Regions from separate parts of the Homo sapiens genome. Here region 1 is linked to region 2. A link is an interaction called in ENCODE POLR2A ChIA-PET data of the cell type or tissue named here. Cell type or tissue: Caco-2. All regions are shown on one strand.

What was found. ChIA-PET counts read pairs that join two places held together with the same protein. Peaks named below come from ENCODE experiments on the same cell type or tissue, not always from the same donor. Only the 100,000 strongest peaks of a DNase experiment are listed, where the experiment ranks them.
Region 1: POLR2A ChIA-PET joins it to region 2 with 11 read pairs; 2 of 35 experiments call an interaction of 5 or more read pairs at or near these places.

What each region holds. Positions count from the first base shown.
Region 1 is chrX:101,171,593-101,174,092 of GRCh38, reverse strand. It overlaps a transcript of CENPI not described here. Among named protein-coding and RNA genes, the nearest start is that of DRP2, 47 kb to the left of the region's middle. In Caco-2, no CTCF peak of the experiment used is centred here; no DNase peak of the experiment used is centred here.
Region 2 is chrX:100,648,563-100,651,062 of GRCh38, reverse strand. It overlaps SRPX2 (sushi repeat containing protein X-linked 2), which reads right to left. Exons shown (of 11, transcript NM_014467.3): 3 at 198-278. Among named protein-coding and RNA genes, the nearest start is that of SRPX2, 5.6 kb to the right of the region's middle. RefSeq lists a silencer at 917-1,211. In Caco-2, no CTCF peak of the experiment used is centred here; DNase peaks (open chromatin) are centred at 1,372 and 1,762.

The DNA.
Region 1 (2,500 bases), 520 kb before region 2:
GTTTTTCGACTTTTTTATAATAGTCATTCTGACTGGTGTGACATGGTATCTCATTGTGGTTTTGATCTGCACTTCTCTGATGACTAGTGATGTTGAGCATTTTTTCATACGTTTTCTGGCCACTTGCATGTCTTCTTTTGAGAAGCATCTGTTCATGTTTTTTGCCCATTTTTAATGGGGTTGTTTTTTGCTTGTTAAGTTCCTTTTAGATTCTGGATATTAGACGTTTGTCTGATAGAATTTGGCTGTGAATCTATCTGGTCCAGGTTTTTTTTTGATTGGTAGGTTTTTTATAAGATTCAATTTTTGAACTTGATATTGGTCTCTTCAGGGTTTTAATTTCTTTCTGGATTCAATCTTGGGAGGTTGTGTTTTCAGTAATTTATCCATTTCCTCTAGCTTTTCTTGTTCGTGTGCATAGAGGTGTTCATAATGGTCTCTGAGGATCTTTTGTATTTCTATGGATTCGTTGTAATGTAATCTTTGTCATTTCTGATTGTGCTTAAATAGATTAATACATTTTTCTACATAAATTACCATTTAAACACATAAGAAAGCTTCCTAATTCTATTTAAAACATCATCACTCTGGTTGCATCCTCATTCAGAACTGTGGAAATTCTGTATGCCTGTAGTCCCAGCTACTTGAGAGGCTGAGGTGGAAGGATCACTTGAGCCCAGGAGGTAGAAGCTGCAGTGAGTTGAGATCACACCACTGCACTCCAGCCTGGGTGACAGAGTGAGACCCCGCCTCCAGAAAAAAAAAAAAAAAAAAAAAAGAGGCCAGGCATGGTGGCTCACGCCATAATCCCAGCACTTTGGGAGGCCGAGGAGGGCAGATCACAAGGTCAGGGGATCAAGACCATCCTGGCCAACATGGTGAAACCCCGTCTCTACTAAAAATACAAAAATTAGCTGGGCATGGTGGAGCACGCCTGTAGTCTCAGCTACTCGGGAGGCTGAGGCAGGAGAATCGCTTGAACCCGGGATGTGGAGGTTGCAGTGAGCCGAGATCGCACCACTGCACTCCAGCCTGGCAACAGAGCAAGACTCCACCTCAAAAAAAAAAAAAAAAAAAAAAATTCCTACAACTACTTAATAGGTGCACATGATCATATACAATTGTCTTTGCATATTCCTAACTTCCTAGACTTGAAGAGGGCAGGGTAAGAGACAGAAGATAATCAAATAATGATTTTATGAGTATAATTTTTCTAAATGTATTATTATACAATTAAGATGATCACTATGCAAATATAAGAGCTTTAAGATTACTCATCTCATCCATTTCCAAAGGACTTAAAATAGTCCTTATAAGTTTTTAAACATTGATATGTTACATAACAATTTATCCATTTAAAATGTACAATTCAGTGGTTTTTATATTTACATAGTTTAAAACTTTCATTACCTCAAAAAGAAATCTCTTATCCGTTAAGAGTCACTCCCCATTACCTGCCAACTATCCCGATCAGCCCTAGGCAACTACTTCTTTCTGTCTTTATACATTAACATATTGTGGACATTTTCATGTAAATAGAACCACAAAATATGTGTTTTGTGATTGGATTATTTCATATAGCATAGTGTCTTTGAGGTTTGTCCATGTCATAATATATGTTTTTTTTTTTCCTGCCAAACAGTATTCTGTGAAATGGGTATAGCATACTTTACTCATTCATCAGTTGGACATTTGCATTGTTTCACCTTTTGGCTATTAAAAATAATGCTGCTATGAACAATCTGTGTTCAAACTTTTGTGAAGACATATTTTCATTTCTCTTGGGGATACACCCAGTGGAATTGCAGGCTCATATGACTACTCTATGTTTGAAATTTTGAGTAACTACCAAACTCTATTCCAAACTGGCTGCAATATTTATGTTCCAACCAGCAATACATGACTATTTCAATTCCTCCGCATCCCCCCAACACTAGTTATTGTCTGTCTTATTATGCCTGTCTATCTTACAGGGTATGAAGTTGTAGACCATTGTGGTTTTGATTTGAATTTACCTAATGACTCATAATGTTCAGCATTGTTCCATGTTCTTATTATCCATTCGCATATCTTCCTGGGGAGAAATATTCAGATATTTGGTCCGTTTTTAAATTGGGTCATCATTATTTATTTATATATTCGGAATAAAATAGTTTTATCAGGTATGATTTGCAAATATTTCCTCTCATTTTGTTTCCACCTCACTTAATGGTGTCATTTGAAGCACAAATGTTTTTAACTATGATAAAGTTCATTTTTTTCTGTTATGTATGCCTTTGCTGCCATAGCTAAGATATCACTGCCCAACCCCATGTCACCCCATGTCACAACGATATACTCCTATGTTTTATCTAAAAGTTTTATAAGGCCAGGCATAGTGGCACACGCCTGTAATGCCAGCACTTTGAGAAGCTGAGGTGGGAGGATTGTTTGATCCCAGGAGTTTGAGACCAGCCTGAGCCACAGACTCAGTTTCTACAAAAACTCATTTAGCCAGGCA
Region 2 (2,500 bases):
GGAGAACCTTCAGGCTGGAGAGGTGAGGTCACACAGTAAGTCAGTAACCAAGTTCATGATGAGAAATCACAGCCCCTGATTCCCTGTGCTACAGTTTTGACACATGTGAGCCAAGCCTGATGGGGATGCTTCAGGGAAGGGCCTAGGTCTGAGGCCAGAAAAGAGATTTTCTGGGCTTGAGAAGCAGGGTAGATTACCTCGGTAGTCCAGGGCAGGAGCCTGTGGGACCTCCTCTGCATATACTTCATTGTAGCTTTCATCCGGATAGTAGCCAGAACCTAGAATAAGGAAGACAATATCAAAATGGTGTCTTGATTTCTCACTCAATTCCTTCCCAACCTTCCCCCTCTCATCCAACTTTGTCACTTCCTTAGGACATGGCATTCCATGGGTGGGGAGCCAGGTGGATATTTAGTGGGGGAAATCCTGCATTGTAAGGCAGCAGAACTACTGTGGGTGAATCTCAGCACCTCAGTTGCATAGAGGGCAGGCTCATAGTTGTGGTGGCCAGTTACTGCGAGCACTGGAAGACTCCATCTAAAAGAAAAAAATTGAACCTGACCATACATCAATCCTGTCAATCTGGACTATAAATGACCCATTTCCTTGAAGCAACACATGAGTCTTGGTAAGACACTGGGGACTAATCTCTGAGAATGGACTGTGGTCCCTGATAGGAGGCAAAAACAGAACCTGTGTCTTCCCCCTAGTGACAGCCCTGCTTATGGTCCTCAAAAAAAAACAATTACTCAGGCTTCCACTAGCCCACAGGGCACAGGCCTTTTTGTCATCGGATTACCGGATTACCATTGCTGGGGGTGGCATGCCAAGGCCGAGAGGGATGACTTAAAAGGCAAGAGGAAATGAAAGCAGTTTTGTGAGCACTTTGCCCTGGTTTGGAGAACAGAGAAGGCAGAGTCCTTCGGATAAATTTCCTGTTTCTCTAATCAGAAGGAACTTTAACAGGGAGCTGCTGAGCTAGAGAACATTCCTAATCTATCTCCATCCAGTTAAGTGGCCCAGTCCCTAGTGGAGGCAGGTCTGCGGCTGTCTGGGAGACTAAACAGTATGTTCCACCAGACGGCAGGAAATCGGTCATGAATACGAACTAATTGGAAAACAACTTGGTCCTTTCCGGAGTGAAGTTTCCGGAAGCCCTCCTTCCAGCCTCCCTGAGCCCTAATGCATGCACAGGAATAGGGTAGCCAGCTGTTTTGGAGTCAAGAGACAATTCCCTATTTCCAGGAGAGGGTGTGCTTCCAGGACAGGGCTGGGTTTTAGTGCTGGAGCCCTTTGGCCTGTGTAAATACTCAGGCCACAAGCTCGCCTCCTCCTCTTGGGAAGAGGCACAGGGCCCCCTGCACTGAAGGGCGGAGCAGAGGGCCAGATGATGAAGCTCCTCCATTCCCCACAGGCCCAGACTAGGGGTGGGGGAGGTGAGGTATTGGGAAACCAGTCCAACTTGGTGAACAAGGGAATGAATCAATTGAAAGTTTGCCTTATGAAATCATGTCCTCGTTGGTTTGCCCTCATTCCAGAGGAAAGAGTTCATTTTTTCTTTTTCCCCTTTTTCTTTTTTTCTGTTTTCCCATTTCAGTTCTTCTTCTGGCTTCCGTTGATTTCTTCTCAGACCTCATCTCCCCTGCTCTCTTTTTTCCCATAATGGGAGGTTTCTTTGGTGGGTGCGGGGGAGTCGGGGGGCGGGTCATGGAATTTTTGTCAGCTGTTTCAGTTCAGTATTAGCCTCAAAGCTTTATAGGTCCTGTAAACAGGAGGCCAGATGTGGGTGATTCCCTAAAGTATTAGGTCTTCCTGCTCCGGTTACAGAGCCAGCTTTTGAAGACATGCTCAGCAGGGAGCAAAGGACTGTTTAACAGAAGAGAAAACAGGAGTGTCAGGAGTGTCAGAGCCCTGTGGCTTGGTAACAGTAACAACAACAAGAACAACTACGACAATGACTGCTAACATCTCTCAGCTCATATTCTGTGTTAAGCACATTACATATGTTAGTTCATTATGTCACCATAACATGTCAGCAGGGTAGGTACTACTAATGTGCTCCAATATAAAGCCGAAGAAACAGGCTTGAGGAACCAAGAGAACCAAGGTCTCCCAGCTAGTAAGCAGCAGAGTGGGCATTCCAGCCCAGGTCTGCTTGACCCCCTAGATACCAAACTCAGACACTCCACTGAAGATGGTGATTAGGGAAGAGCTTTTGATAATGTCCAACTGGGGTAAAAGTCCAAAATCTCTTTTGCAATCCAGCTTTTTTACTGTGTGTGTGGGATCGAAGGCCACCAAGCATTTTACATCATTCCAGAATTACAAGGGATGTAGGAAAACTGTGGGGAAGACTCAATAAGATAATTACAGTCTCCATCAGGGTGCGGAAGTAGCTGGACCAGTGCCAACTATGCTTTGTGTGGAGAAAGGGTTCAGACCATCTTGCCACTTTAAACCTTTCCATTTTCCCATTTCCCCTCTTTGCCTATCTTTGAGT